2 separate regions of the Homo sapiens genome follow, and region 1 is linked to region 2. A link is an interaction called in ENCODE POLR2A ChIA-PET data of the cell type or tissue named here. Cell type or tissue: Caco-2. All regions are shown on one strand. Each heading gives the region's core, and the rest is flanking DNA. Links, peaks and the distances in the headings are about the cores only.

Region 1 (8,191 bases), core at 2,783-6,782, 200 kb before region 2:
CATTCATGACACAAACACCTAGAAAACTGAATAAAGGAGAACTCCCTGAACTATTAAAGGATGTAAACCAGGAAACTGTAGGAACCACCATGCCTAGCGGTGCCACAAAATTAAAGTCAAATCACATCTCCCATATCACAGCTTAGCCCAAATTCAAGAAAAGAAATACAAATTGGAAAGGAAGAAACAAAACTCTTGTTATTTTCCGAGGCCATAATTGCTCAGTTTGGAAAATCCGAAGAATAACCTGACAAATGATTAAAACCAATTAATTAGTTTAGCGGGAGTGCTGAATGTGAGTTGGACATATAAAGATTGGCAACTTTTCTTCCTTCAGCAAAAACCAATTAGAAATTTCAATAGGAAAAATGATCCTATTAATACTAACAAATGCATAATACTAACAATACATAATACTAACACAATACATAATACTAACAAAATCTTTTGGGTATTGGAGACTACACCTTTGGCAACCATGCCAAAGGCCTAGCCATCCTCTTTTTTTTTTAACTTTTTTTTTTTTTTTTTTTTTTTTGAGATGGAATCTTGCTCTGTCGCCCAGGCTGGAGTGCAGTGGCGTGATCTCGGCTCACTGCAAGCTCTGCCTCCTGGGTTCACGCCGTTCTCCTGCCTCAGCTTCCTGAGTAGCTGGGACTACAGGCGCCTGCCACCACGCCCGGCTAATTTTTTTTTTTTGTATTTTTAGTAGAGATGGAGTTTCACTGTGTCAGCCAGGGTGGTCTCGATCTCCTGACCTCGTGATCTGCCCACCTCGGCCTCCCAAAGTGCTGGGATTACAGGCTTGAGCCACTGCACCCGGCCTTAACTTTTTTTTTTTTTTTTTTACTAAAAAATCCCCTTAAGCTTTGCTTGGCTTGTCAATATATTCACCAAAGATAAAGGATCTCTCAGCATCTTTGCAGGTGGTGTTAGCCGTGTGATGGTCTGCTCAATGATATGTAAGTAGAATTCCTGCAGGAGGGGGCTCCTCATCAGATAAGAAGACAGCACTTGGTAAGAAGCTGCTGTTGGCTCTTCCACCTTCTTCCTGCCTGGAATACAGACAAGATACCAGGAGGTACAGCAGGCTTCTTGGGATCACATTGTGACCACTTTCTGCTGAAGATGGTGGAGGAAAAGACAGAAGATGCTCAGTTCCTTGATGATCTCCTGGAGCAAATCACTGGCCTGGGCTGCCTTACCTTGGGCTTCTTGGTGAAGGGTGAGGTTGGGAGGGAGAGACAAAGAGGTAGGGGACCTTACTGGTTACAGCCATTGGTGTTTAGATTTCCTCTAACTCACAAGTGAACACAGCCCAGATGCAAAATCTAACAAAAAAGTGTTAAAACCAAATGACCATGAGATGTCACTACATAGCTATTAGAATGGCCCAGATCCAGGATGCCGACAACACTGAATCCTGGTGAGAACGTAGAGCAGCAGGAGCTCTCATTCATTGCTGGTGGAAATGCAGAATGGTGTGGCCACTTTGGAGGACAGTTTGGCAGTTTCCTATAAAAGAAAACATACTCTTACCATAGGATCCAGCAGTCACTTTCCTTGGTATTTACTCAAATGAGTTGAAAACTTCTGTCCACACAAAACCTGCATATGGATGTTTATAGCAGCTTTATTCATAATTACCCTAACCTGGAAGCAACCAAGAGGTCCTGCAGTAGGTGAATGGATAAACAAACTGTGGTACATCCAGACAGTGGAATACTATTCAGTGTTAAAAAATGAGCTATCAAGTCATAAAAAGACATGGAAGAACTTAAATGCATGCTGCTGAGTGAAATAAACTAACCTGAAAATGCTACATACATCTGCTCCCAAATATATGACATTCTGGAAAAGGCAAAACTATGGGGACAGTAGAAAGACCAGTGGTTGCCTAGGGTTGGGGGGATGGATGGATAGGTGGAAGACAGAAAATTTTTAGGGCAGTGAAAATTCTCTGTGTGTTATTGTAATGGTGGATACATGTCATTATACGTGTGTTCAAACACATAGAATGAAGAGCACCAAGGAGGAACCCTAATTTAAACCATGGATTTTGGGTGATACTGACATATCAGTGTGGGTGGATGGAGTGTAAGAAACATATGCTCTGGTGTGGATGCCAGCTGTGTCTGAGGGGCTGTGCGTGTGTGTGGGGACAGAGGGGATAAGGGAAGTCTGCGTACCTTCCTCCCAATTTTGATTTGAACCTAAAACTGCTCTTAAAAAAAAAAGTCTTTTTAAAAAAATGTGAAACCTAGATGGAGAAATCTGCAAAATGTCATAGTAGGACATAAAAAAAAGCCTAAATAAAAGGAGAGATGAATTATGTTAAAAAATGGGAAGGTTCCATGTGGTAAGGAGGTCACATTTTCTCAAACGAGCTTATAAATTCAATGAGTTGCCAATCAAAATCTCTACAAGATTTTTCCAGGAAGTTGATAAATCCATTCTAGATTTCATACGAACGAGTAAACACAGAATAAAAGCCAAAGCTACTGGGTCCCAGGAGAAGGAGAAGGGCAGGATGCTTTTCTTCCCGAGGACCTGGACGGACTCTTAAGATGCAGTGGCGAAAGCAGTGGGACACTGGCGAGGGTGAGGAAGTGATTGACTGTGCATGAGCAGATTTGGTGACAGAGGTGGCTCTCAAGTCAGTGGGAAAAAGTGGGCTGGTGGCCACGGGAATGCACCTTGCAGAGCTTCAGCTACACAGGGTAATGAGCAAGGCCCCGCTCTGGGAAGTCCATTGCACCAGCTCCTGCCTGCGAGCAGGGGAGCTAGGACCGGCTCTTCCTGGGAGACGCAGGCCTCTTCTGATGGGTGCCTTTGACTAGGGGCTCCCCCTTAGACTGTGGGCATCTAGAATGCCTCCTTCCCATCCTCTTTCCAGCTGTCCTCCACCAGCCTCCTCCGTTCTTACCCCCGATCTCTCAAAGGTGATTCCCCTAATAAACCCCTGCTCATTTTTTTTTAATTCTTATTTTTAAATCTTATTTTTCCATAAGTTATTGGAGAACAGGTGGTATTTGGTTACATGAGTTAAGTTCTTTAGTGGTGATTTGTGAGATTTTGGTGCACCCATCTCCTAAGCAGTATACACTGCACCCTATTGTTGCCTTTTATCCCTTGGCCCCATCCCACTCTTCCCCCCAAGTCCCCAAAGTCCACTGTATCATTCTTATGCTTTTGTGTCCTCACAGCTTAGCTCCCACATATCAGTGAGAACATACAATGTTTGGTTTTCCATTCGTGAGTTACTTCACTTAGAATAATAGTCTCCAATCTCATCCAGGTCACCACAAATGCTGTTAATTCATTCCTTTTTATGGCTGTGTAGTATTCCATCATATATGATATATATGATATCTATATATATCACAGTTTCTTTATCCATTTGTTGATTGGTGGGCATTTGGGTTGGTTCTACGATTTTGCAATTGTAAATTGTGCTGCTATAAACATCCGTGGGCAAGCATCTTTTTCGAATAATGACTTCTTTTCCTCTGGGTAGATATCCAGTAATACCCAGTAGTCCCCCTGCTCATTTCTTTTTTCCCTTTTATTTTTTTTCCTTTTTTTTAAGATGGAGTTTCGCTCTTGTTACCCGGGCTGGAGTGCAATGGCGTGATCTTCCTCATCCCAACCTCTGCCTCCTGGGTTCAAGTGATTCTCCTGTCTCAGCCTCCCAAGTAGCTGGGATTACAGGTGTGTGCCACCAAGCCTGGCTAGTTTTTTTGTATTTTTTAGTAGAGACGGGGTTTCGCCATGAGGGTCAGCTGGTCTCAAACTCCCGACCTTAGGTGATCCGCCCGCCTCGGCCTCCCAAATTGCTGGGATTACAGGTGTGAGCTACCGCGCCCAGCCACCCCTGCTCATTTCATCTCATCCTGGCTCCTGCTTCTCAGAGGACCTAGACTAACACAGATATTCAATAAGTACTATGGGAACCATTGGTTATCTGCAGGAAAAAAAAAGGCTTGAATTTAATTTCCCAAAGAAATAAATTTCATAGGGATTAAAGACTTGAATGCAGAAGTAAAACTTTAAAACCACTTGAAGAAAATATAGGCTTTCCCCACCCCCCCAAACCTTGAGTAGTACTTTAGTGTCCTATATCACCACTGCAACAAATTGTACAATAAACTGGAGCTTCTTGGTGGCTTAAAACCAGCAACATCCATTTATTATCTCAGTCTGAAGGCAGGAAGTCTGTAATCTTGATGTCCTCAAGGCCATGCCCGCTCTGGAGGCTCTAGGAAGCGTTGTTGCTGGCCTCTTTCAGCTTCTGGAATGCCCAGGGCTTCAGGAGTCTCTCGGCTTGAGGTCACAGCACTCCAGTCTCTGCCTCTGTCTTCACATGACCTTTTCCTCTGTGTGAGTCTGACTTCCCTCTGCCTCCCTTATAAGGACACTGGTGATGGTATTTAGGGCCACCTGGATAATCCAGGGTCATCTCCTTATCTCAAGATCACTCACTTAATCCCATCTGCAAAGACCCTTTTTCTAGATAAGGTAATATTTATAGGATCCAGACTAGGATACAGACACACCTGCAGGAGCCATGATCCATTTTCCCCAAGTAGAGGCCTTAAAGCACAAATTGTAAAGGAAAGCATGAATAACTTGGTTAGATAAAAATTAAAACTATGGTATCATAAAGAATGTACTGTAAACAGAGTTAAAAGGCAATTGACAGCCCGAGGAAAAATATATGCAACAGATAAAGCCATAATATGCTGAATATTCAATGAACTTCCATAAATTAGTAAGAAAAAGAAAACTATCCAATAGAAGAATGGTCAAAAGATATGAAAAGAAATTTATAGGAGCGTGAATACAAATGGCTATTAAACATATGGGAAAATGCTCAATCTCATTTTTAATCTGGTAAAAGCAAATTAAAACTACAGTGAAGTCTCTTTTACTCATCAGATCATCAAATGATGAAAAGCTTTCTAATGTCAGCTAGAGTGAGAGGACAAAGTGTTGGGAAGTATCCCCCGTTCAGCCGCTTAAATGTGCAGTCTGGGGGCTAGGCCTGATGGCTCATGCCTGTCATCCCAGCACTTTGGGAGGCTGAGGCGGGTGGATCACGAGGTCAGGAGTTCGAGACCAGCCTGGCCAATATAGTGAAACGCTGTCTCTACTAAAAATATAAAAAAATTAGCTGGGCATGGTGGCGGGCGCCCGTAGTCCCAGCTACTTGGGAGGCTGAGACAGGAGAATCACATGAACCCGGGAGCCAGAGGTTGCAGTGAGCCGAGATCACACCACTGCACTCCAGCCTGGGTGACAGAGCGAGACTCCGTCTCAAAAGAAAAAAAAAAAAAAAGAAAAGAAAAGAGAAAAAGAAAGCACTTATAATGTGAACAATGAAACATGTAGAACAATGGTCATTGAATCTTTGTAATAGAGAAGAACTGGAACTGATAACTGCCCACCAATAGTCAAATATATAATGCATTTTATTTATACATTGAACTATTATACAGCAGTTAAAGGTATAAATGGAATTTAATATGCTGACATTGATAGAGTTTCAGGAAGTACTGTTGCATGAAAAAAGCAAATTAGAGGATAATACGTAAAGTAGGATATAATTTGTATCAAAAACACACACTGAATAATTTTGTATATTTCATATGGGAATTTGTATGTATGTAAAGGTATGTAACAGGTCTGAAAGGTTATGCACCGATTTCTTTCTTTTTCTTTTTTTTTTTTGAGACAGGGTCTTGCTCTGTCACCCAGGCTGGAGTGCAGTGGCTTAATCACAGCCCACTGCAGTCTCGACCTCCCAGGCTCAGGTGATCCTCCCACCTCAGTCTGCAGGTGTGCACTATCACACCTGGCTAATGTTTGTATTTTTTGTAGAGACGGCTTTTTGTCATATTGCCCAGGCTGGTCTCAAACTCCTGGGTTCTAGCAATCCACCTGCCTCTGCCTCCCAAAGTGCTGGGATTATAGGCATGAGCCACCATGCCTGGCCCCAATTTCTATTTTTTTTCTTTTTTTTAAGTTCTAGGGTACATGGGCACAATGTGCAGGTTTGTTACATATGTATACATGTGCCATGTTGGTGTGCCGCACGCATTAACTCGTCACTTACATTAGGTATATCTCCTAATGTTATCCCTACCCCCTCCCCCCACCCCACAACAGGCCCTGGTGTATGATGTTCCCCATCCTGTGTGCAAGTGTCCTCATTGTTCAGTTCCCACCTATGAGTGAGAACATGCGGTGTTTGGTTTTCTGTCCTTGTGATAGCTTGCTCAGAATGATGGTTTCCAGCTTCATCCATGTCCCTACAAAGGACATGAACTCATCCTTTTTTATGACTGCATAGTATTCCATGGTGTATATGTGCCACATTTTCTTAATCCAGTCTATCATTGATGGACATTTGGGTTGGTTGCCTGGCCCCAATTTCTAATAGCCATTTCCTTTGGAAAAAGGAAAAGATATTAATGTTATCAGAATGTCAATGCTTCAACCAAACTAATGTCATATATTATATCATATATTACTTTGTCATTAAAAATTATTTTTTTCATTTCAAAAATTGATGCATAATATTTGCACATATTTATGGGGTAGATGTGATATTTTGAGACATGAATACAATGTGTAAAGATCAAATCATAGTATCTATCACCTCAAATATTTATCATTTCTTTGTGTAAGATTAATTTCATGAAGGAGAAACACAGGAAGTGAGAGTGCTCTTGAGGTTTGTCTTCTCATGGTCTGATTCTTTCTCTGGAAGTTCAGCTCTTTCTATCCCTCATCCTGTTAGGAACCTAACACTCACACCTCACCAACCGCCGCTGGGGCTCCCTTTTCTCACTCCAGCCATTGGCTGAAGTGTGCTGAGGAGTCCTCTGCATCAGAGTCACGGTGGCAGACAGTGAGGCCTGGCTAACAACGGACAGACCCAGCTCCCGTCCAGACCCCAGAATCAGGATCTCTTGGCCTCAAGGGGAATCTGCATTTGAGCCTCCCTCCCCATAACTGCCTGAGATTCTGGGTGCGGTTGGCCGAGGATATCATTTCTTCTTCTCAACAGTGCTAAAGCTGCCACTCTGGAGCCCCTCCAGGGACTGGCCTTGGGGAGGTATTGGATGGACAGATGTATTAGTCCTCTCAGGTTGCTGTAACAAAATACCACAGACTGGGTGGTTTAAGACATAGACATTTATTTTCTCGCAGTTCTGGAGGCTGAAGTCCGAGATCAAGGTTCTAGCCGCTTCGAATCCTGGCGAGGGCTCTCTTCCTGGCTTGTGGACAACCCGTGTGCCTCCTCACATATCCTGGGTGCAGGCAGAGAGAGTGAGTGGGCTCTGTGGTGTCTCTTCTCATAAGAACTAATCCTATCAGATCAGAACCCCACCCTGATGACCTCATTTAATTACTTCCTTAGAGGCCCCCTCTCCAAATACAGCCACACTGGGTGTTAGAGCTTCAGCATGTGAATTCTGGGGGGACACAAACTTCAGTTCATAACAACAGACCTCGTCATCTTACCCTTCAGGGCAGAATGACAGCCAGGTGGCTGCCTACTGTTTAGTTTGCCATGATGTTGATTGAACCATAGAATATGTAGGTGGCATTTTGGAAACTGGCTCCATGCTGGACCTGAAACGGATGAGCTCAATTGTGCAGCTAAGCAGTGGGAATGGGAGCTTATTCTGGGCTCCCCAGGCTGTGCCGTGAAGTCCTAACGGAGCTGCCTGCACACTGATGACACCTATCTCCTGCTATGCCGGGGGACTTTGAAGGTCCTTCTGTTGCTGGGAGTCTGGGGGCTTTTCCTTGGTTCTCATGAAGCAGTCCCACCCTCTTCCCCATAGTCTATCTCCTTCTTCTGCAGCAGCTCCTGGAGCTGGCGGCCTCCTGCACTGCGTGGAGGGTCCCCAAGTGAGCCTCGCTTCCCCAGCGCCACCACCTCTCAGGCACTGCCATTCCCGGGCATGGTGCCTCGGGAACCTCTACTGCTCCACGGAAATGCTGGAGCCCTCGGGGTGCCCAGGGTTTTGTGCTCCCTGAGGCCGGGAGCTGGGAGAAAGCCCCTCTCCCTGCACTCCCTTTGTGCTGTGGTGTGCCTGCCCCAGTGTCTTGTGGGTCTGAATAACAGAGCCCTGTCCTTCCCCTCCCCACTGAATCCCCTTCATCATGCCTGGGGGAT
Region 2 (8,191 bases), core at 1,862-5,861:
GTGTTTTCCTAGATTCATATATCGAAGGCCTAACCCCTAGTGTGACTGTATTTGGAGACTGGACTTTGTGGAGGCAATTAAGGTTAAACAAATTCATAAGAGTGGGACCTAGTCCACTAGGATTGGTAGCCTTATAAGAAGAGGAAGAGTTGGCCGGGCACGGTGGCTCATGCTTGTAATTCCAGCACTTTGGGAGGCTGAGATGGGTGGATCACGACGAGGTCAGGAGATCGAGACCATCCTGGCCAAATAATGAAACTCCATCTCTACCAAAAATACAAAAATTAGCCGGGTGCGGTGGCACGTGCCTGTAATCTCAGCTACTCAGGAGGCTGAGTCAGGAGAATCCCTTGAACCAGGGAGTCAGAGGTTGCAATGAGCTGAGATCGTGCCACAGCATTCCAGCCTGGCGACAAAGTGAGCCTCTGTCTCAAAAAAAAAAAAAAAAAAAAAAAAAGAGGAAGAGTCATCTCTTTCTCCCTCTCTCCATGCATTTGCACTGAGGAAAGGCAAGCCAGGAAGAGGGCATTTACCAGAACCCAACCCCGCCGGCATCCTGATCTGGGACCTTCAGCCTCCAGAATTATGGGAAAATACATTTCTGTTGTTTAAGCCACTCAGTCTGTGGCATTCTGTTATGGCAGCCTAAGCTGACTGAAACAGGGACCCTGAGTCTGACCTTGTGGCACAGGTAGGACTTCCATGGGTGGCTGGCATGCTGGCTTGGGTGGGAAGCTCTGTCTTTATAGTAGTTTTGTCCCTTGCTGTGACAGGCTCTATCAGGCCAGCCACCTCCTTGCTCCTGAGAAGAGCACAGATTTTATCATCCGGATGGGGCATAACCTTTGACTGTGGAGTAAAACTAACCAGTCTGTCTTTGGATTGATGCATGACCTTGACCCATTACCACCGCATCTTGACTGATTGAACTTTTCAGCCTAGACACTTGTGATTTACAACCTAAGGTCCTTTGCAGAAAGATGAATGTGGGATTCAGTTTATCAGGTCCTAGGGCTTGCTTCTGTTCCGTCAGGGGAGATTTTTCCATTAAAAGAGGTATTAATCCTTTCCGTTTTTTGTGTCCCATTGAGTCTCATATGTCAACAGATTTCACAACATTAAAAAAAAAAATCTCAAGTTCAGCTTAATATTTTATGTGACTTTTATACTGCTGAGCTGTGTCCAGCACTAAAAGTGTGGTTCCTGATTTTCCCTCTGAGTCCCACCTTCTGTATTTCTTTGATGCACTAAAAATGCTCTCTGTGGATCAATGGAGAGTACCAGCCCTCCAGACATAGAGCTGTGACAGAAGATCAATGTGTGGTGTGGATGGCTGAGAAGAACCTTCAATAATGTTTTAAAAGGAATCTGCACTCCTCCATCCCCACTCCATGGAGACTGCCAGCAGCGCTCATACCAGCTAACATGCATTCTTCTCCTGAGTGTGCAAAGGTTTCATGAAACCAGCAAAGGAAAGCCGTGGTCCACATCCCCATTAAAAAGCATTTTGATTTGTAGATTATTCTGACACTTTTTCTCCCCTCTCCCATCCCTCTAGTGAGAATATTTAAAAGAAAACAGAACCTGGCACTTTGCTTAAGTCATGCAGTGAAACCTACCATGTGCATCTTATTTTCAATCTAAAAGCAATGCTTAGCAACTTTTACTTGCTGGCATCTTCTTGTGCCAAGAACAGTGAGAAGGTCCTGCTGGTGGGAACCAGAGGCTATGTTCTCCTGGCATCAGTGAAGAGGAGAAGTATAAGAGCCCCATTTATTTCCTTCTTGTTACAGTGTAAAGCAATATAAAATTGCCATCTGTAAAAGAATCTACGAAGAGGCTGCAAGCAGAATATTTGCAATCCCCAAGACCATGGATGCTGATTTTTGCCAGATCCTCAGGCACATCTTACCAGCTTTGGATTTCTCCTGGTGGAGCACTATTTGGGTAACACACTCTTAGACTTTCCTGGAAGAAAATGGAACAAAATTCACACCCAGAAAAATTTTTAGGATCCTGGAATTAGATAAAATTAGGCAGGTCTTAGAGGGCATACTTTTCATAACAGTTTATGTAGCTTTGTTTGCTAGCTAACACAAAAATAACAACAACTGTAAGACAGACAAGAAACTCAAAAAGCTCTAATGCGTTATTGAAGCACCGTGACTGTGAGAATTCCTCTGCTTGGAATGGCTTGCTTGCAGCTGTTGAATGGTGGTGTTAAGTTGCCTGTGATTTGCAGTAATGTGCCACCACGTTTCAGTCCATGGGTGCTCAGTAGTGCGAATGAGGTGTTGGATGCACCCAGAGGTGGTGTCGCCTGTTCAGAATGTGAGAGGGAAGTGGGAGGGGGCAGGGCAGAGGAGGAAGCATGGGCTGTTCCGCACAGGTAGAGGAAAGGTGTGTTTTATGCCAGGGAGAAAGGGACATGGGGAAATGTGGTATCTGTTAGCATGAGTGGAAAAGAGCCAAGTGCAGTAAAGAAGTATTTTTCTGATTAAGAAATGATCATCTGCAGTGAACGTTTATGGCTAATAATGATTTAGAGAAGGAAGAGCTTCAGGTCACACAGGACATTGGAAACAGACCTTCTGATATTTCTTTCTAGGGCACCACAGCCTGATTCACTCTCTAGAGCTGCTCTGATCAATATGGCAGCCCCTGGCCATATTGATCCTACAAACTCTGCTTTGACTAAGTTCTAGAAGAAGGGGAGTAGAGGGGGAGAGAAGAGGTTTGCTTCTGAGGGAGGGAAGCAAATGCAGCCTGTGAAACAATGTTCTCTCCACTCTCCCTTGAACTACTCAGCATGTTTCCTGTTTAACCTTGGGAATTATTTACAAAACTGAAAAGTTTCACTTGGCTAACTGAAAGTAGTTGTTGTTTTTTTAAAAAAAGATGTGTGGTGCTTTTATCATTTTAGAAAGATAAAGCTAAATTCTTTCAGCCTTTATTTAGAGATAAACCTCTAAATCCTGGTACACACATATTTTTTAATCTCACCCCAAGGAAATAGCATTCTGATCCTTCATGAGTCATCATTCAAATTCAAGCAAACATCCTGCTGGTTTAGTTCTCTAACCTTAGTGTCCAAAAGGTATTTCTATTTGGCGAATCACCTTGGGAGTTTCCCACCTCTCCTTCGGGCATCACCTTCTCTTCTGGGCGACAGTCGTGCAGATTACACTGTTCCACCAAGAGTGCCTGTTCTATCACTGTGAACACATTAACATACCATGCATGATCATTACAGAAGGCACTATGGGAACCACTTGGTGAAAGGTGCTTTGTAAAAAATAATGCTACATAAATGGAAGATCATTATTACTAGATTAGCTTCTGTCTTTCAGACTAATTATTTCACAGTCTTCCAGAATGCACTGCATTTGCCATCTGCTGGCCCAATTACCTAAATGATTGAGATTCCTTTAAACCTGGTCACACAGCTCCTCATTCTTCTTTGCAACTCCCATTTTAGTGTTGTCAGCAGATTTTAGAGCCCTGTTGTTCAGATCCTTGTCAGAGCCACTTAGCTTTATGATGCGTGGCAGTGCTCCTTGAAGGAGCCAGTGACTCTCCTTGCTAACTCAAAGTTGAAGGCAAGGGAGGCTCACTTTAGTTTCTTAATCTAGTATTTGCTTAGTTTTTGTCATCTACTATTTTGTTCTCTCTCTTAAAGCTTTACATGGAGTCTTTTTGAAAAATCAAATAAAGCTACATAACACCTGCTTTCTTACATTTCTTCATCAACTTCGATGGAGGTGAATAAATTTTGACTTCTTGGCCATATTCTTTAAAAATTAAATTCTGGAAAGTTAGTTAAGGATGATTTCTTTCACATCTGAACCCTTTTTGCTTAAGCCATTTTTTCTACATTGTTTGCTTTACTAGTTTTCAAATACTATTCTTTTTCCAGATTAGGTCTCTAGAAGAAATTTTAATTTGTATTCTAAATTTCCATGGTTTGTTTAATTCTCTGGTAGATATGTATATGCATGTTTAAATCAATCTGAATTAAGCTTGAAATTGGACATTGAGCAGAGAATCGTGGCATGGCCACAGGAATCCCCACTCTTACCACAGGGCATAGGCAGTTGCAAGTGGGCACTAAATGCTTTGGTGTTGAGTTTTCAGGTAACTCAGGTTTATTTTGGACACTGCCATTGCCAGGACCTCTCCTCTTCTTGCAGATATTCTACTCTTTACTCTGCCTTATTTGTTAATACAAAACAGTGATTTCAAATCAAAGTAAATAATATCATTGGTGGCTCCATGCTGTATGCCAGTCATAGGCTTAATAACTATGGATGATACACAGCATTTTTAAAAAGTATCACTGCATGTTCCATTGCCATAGTCAAATAACAATGAAAGCCTTAAATATCAGTTTTTGATATCAAAACACTTCATGGTTAATTGGTGAATTAGTCATGCAAACAGTAATTACTGCAGGAAATCTAAGAAGGGAGAGATCAATTTAAAAATTATTTTTCAAAATGAAATGGATTTTAATTGTTTTTTATGCTTGCAGACATAATATGCACTTATTATAAACAGTATGCAGAGATGCTAAAAAGAATGAACCAGAAGTCATCTGTAATTTCTACATAGAGGTAACCACTATTAACAATTTAGGATATAGCCTTCTAGGCTTTTTTTTTTAGTTGTTGTTGTTCTATAGTAACATATCAGTTAGTCTTTGCTTCATTACAAACCATCTCAAAGCTTAGTGGCTTGAAATGCTAACCATTTAATAAATGATTCTGTCAACAAAAAGACTCAAACTCTGTAAAATGTTTGAAAAGATTTATTCTGAGCCAAATATGAGTGACCATGGCCTGTGACACAGCCCTCAGGAGGTCCTGAGAACAAGTGCCCAAGGTGGTTGGGGTGCAACTTGGTTTTATACATTTTAGGGAGGCATGAGACATCAATCAAATTACATTTGAGAAACACATTGGTTCAGAAAGGCAGGACAACTCAAAGTGGGAGGGGCTTCCAGGCTATAGGTAAATTTAAACATTTTCCTACTGACAATTGGTTGAGTTTGTCTAAAGACCTGGGATCAATAGAAAGAAAACCTTCAGGTTAAAATAAAAGATTGTGGAGACCTGGGTTCTTTTGAAGTCTTACAGTGGCTGCCCTTAGAGACAATAGATGACAAATGTTTCCTGTAAAAGGTGTTAGACTCCTACTTAATCTCCTGAGGATTGGGAGGCCTGGAAGAAAAAGATCTAGCTATGTTAATAGAGATTCTTTACAAATGTACATTTTTACCCAGAAAGGACAGCTTTGCAGGACCATTTTAAAATATGGCAAAGAAACATGTTTTGGGATAAAATATGTTGACTTTCTTCTTTGTCACATAGTGTTATATGCCATATTGGATTTGGAAAGTAAGTCACGATATATAGGGTTAAATAAAACCCATCTGGTGAGAATTTATAGTTTGTAGGGTATGACTCCCCAGACCCCTTAGATAGGAATTTGGGCAAGATAAAAAAAATTCAGCATAGTCTGCAATTATTAAGGTTGCAATTTGGGCTGGGTTCAGCTGGTCAGTTCTGGTCCAGGCCAGTCTCAGGTGACTGCAGCTGTTGAATGGTGGTGTTAAGTTGCCCATGATTTGCAGTAATGTGCCACCATGTTTCAGTCCATGGGTGCTCAGTAGTGAGAATGAGGGGTCAGATGCACCCAGAGGTGGTGTCGCCTGTTCAGAATGTGAGAGGGAAGTGGGAGGGGGCAGCTCCCCTCAACCTCAGCTGAGCTTGGTCCTGTGTGGGCAGTGAGCTGGTGATGGGTCTTGACTAGCATGGGTAGGAGAGCTAAATCCTTTCTTCAGTGGCTTCTCTTGCTGCACGAGGCTGCTTGGTCTGGTTCACAAGGCTGTCTCAGGTTTCAAGAGCAGCAGAAAGGCAACTCCAATACGCAAGCACTTTTCAAGTCATTGCTTAAGTCATGTTTGCTATTGTCTCACTGGTGAAAAGGAAGTTGCATGACTAAGCCTAGAGTCATTGTGAAAGGAACCATAGAAAGGCATGAATACAGGGAGGCATGAACAAACTGGGCACACTACAGAAACTAGATCTACATAGTTCTAATATTTTAGCACAATGAGATCCTACTATACACTGTTCTAGTCAGGGTTCTCCAGAGAAATGGAACCAATAGGAGGTATATGTATGCACAGAAAGATATTTATTATAAGTAATAGGCTCACATGATAATAGAGTTTGGCAAGTTTCAATATCTCACTCACTCCAGAGTGAGTTGGCAAGCTAGAGATTCAAGAGAGCTGATGGTTTAGTTCCAGCTCGAGTCTGAAGGCCTGAAAGTCAATAGGGCTGACAGTATAGTTTTAGTCTGAAGGCTGGCAAGCTCAAGGAAGAGCCAATGTTTCAGTTCAAGATCAAAGGCAGGAAAAAGTCAATGTCCCAGTTCAAAGGCAGTCAGTCTGGAAGAATCTTCTTTATTTGGGGTAGGGGCAGTCTTTTTGTTCAAGTTCTTGGATGACTGGTTGAGACCCACCTACATTAGGGTGGGCAATCTCTTTTACTCAATCTACCAATTTAAATGCTAATCACACCCAAAAACATCCTTACAGAAATACCCACAATTATGTTTGAACAAATATCTGGGCACCTTGTAGCCCAGTCAAGTTAACATATTAAAATTAACCATCACACATGCTATTGCAAACTCTGCTTTTTAATTTTAAATATATGTCAAGGACCTTTTTTTGTGTCTGTAAATATAGTTGGATATCATCATTTCTGATGGCTGTATAGCTTACTATTGATATAATTTCTATTCTATTGACAAACATTTCTTATATTTAATTGTTATATTTTATAATGAAATTTGATGTGTATTAACAAACTGTCCTCTGAATAATTTTTACATTCTCACCAGAAAGTTTAAGAGTTTGACTATAATACCTTCACTAACACTGACTGATAGTTCATTCAGAAAATATTTAGTGAGCATCTACGTGCACGGCAGTATTTCAGGAGCTTGGTATGCTCCTTAAAGTATCAGAGCAGGCAAGGTTCCTGCCATCATGAGACTTCCATTCTAGTGGCAGAAATACACAGTAAGCAAACAAACACATAGCTCAGCAAAGTACCATGACAGGTGGGGCAAAGGATGTCAATGGTGTAATATTATATAAACATAAAGGGGTGGAGGTAACTATTGTAGACAGGATCATAGTTTTTATTTTTGCCAATCTAACTGCTAGAAGGAGAAATCACTTTAATTCTGAGTGGGAAAGAAAAATCATATGAAGAAAGTTGAATTTGAATTGGATTTTGAGGTATACAAAATAGAGTTGGGTTAGACACTTGGCACAAAGACTTCTGGAGATTTTGCATGACCAAAATTGTTAGGGAGAAAAACTCAGGGGTGATTAATGAAGGATGGGTCAATCAGTTCCTTAAACCAATTTTAGAGAAATCAAGTAGGTGTCCCGTCCACATTTATGTCAAGCTGTCTGAAAAATGTTATTGTGTTTCTGGGTTAAAAAATTATGTATATTGAGTTAACACCACCTGATTATACTATGTGTTTCCTTTTCTAGTGACATTTGATCATTTGGCTTGAGTAATCTGAATTTTTCTATTGATGAAACTGAATTTTCAAGGTAGAAATTTTGTTCCCTAATTCAACACTCAGCTCACAATAGGTTCCCTCAAATGGTAAGAATGGATGGTTGGGCATATCTCTCCTACCACAGATGTCAAGTCTGTATTTTTTAGGTCACAGTATTTGTAACTTCATGTTTCATCTTTCAAAGCATAACTATTTTTTGTAAAATGGTTCCTGCAATTAAGATACATTACCACCAGGAGGCAGTAGTGGGCCCTCATTGCACCATATAAATCACCATATGGTGAGCAGGGTAAGAAATCAGCAGGTCATTTTATTATAAATGTTGATTTTTAAAAATTTGAGTTTAACATTGGCCTGAATAATCTGTAATTACTTTAGAGTGGCATGTAAAAAAAGATAAAAGCCTAAGATGCAATTTGATGCCTTTCTCCTTTCCAACATGTTTCTAGAGATTGTGATTCAAATGATCCTTTGTAATTCACCATGAATATTTTATAGCAAAAGCCCAATGAGAACTCATAGCAGATCTGCATTTCAGTCTGTTGGTGCCTCAGGCTGGCCAGGGCTGGTGTAAATGTGG

The links. Peaks named below come from ENCODE experiments on the same cell type or tissue, not always from the same donor. Only the 100,000 strongest peaks of a DNase experiment are listed, where the experiment ranks them.
Region 1: POLR2A ChIA-PET joins it to region 2 with 7 read pairs; 2 of 35 experiments call an interaction of 5 or more read pairs at or near these places.

What each region holds. Positions count from the first base shown.
Region 1 is chr5:10,127,228-10,135,418 of GRCh38, reverse strand. No RefSeq gene overlaps it. Among named protein-coding and RNA genes, the nearest start is that of ATPSCKMT, 120 kb to the left of the region's middle. RefSeq lists an enhancer at 7,746-8,191. In Caco-2, for the core only: no CTCF peak of the experiment used is centred there; a DNase peak (open chromatin) is centred at 4,348.
Region 2 is chr5:9,922,565-9,930,755 of GRCh38, reverse strand. It overlaps LOC107986405 (a long non-coding RNA gene), which reads left to right. Exons shown (of 5, transcript XR_001742600.2): 5 at 1-67. Among named protein-coding and RNA genes, the nearest start is that of LINC02112, 23 kb to the right of the region's middle. In Caco-2, for the core only: no CTCF peak of the experiment used is centred there; no DNase peak of the experiment used is centred there.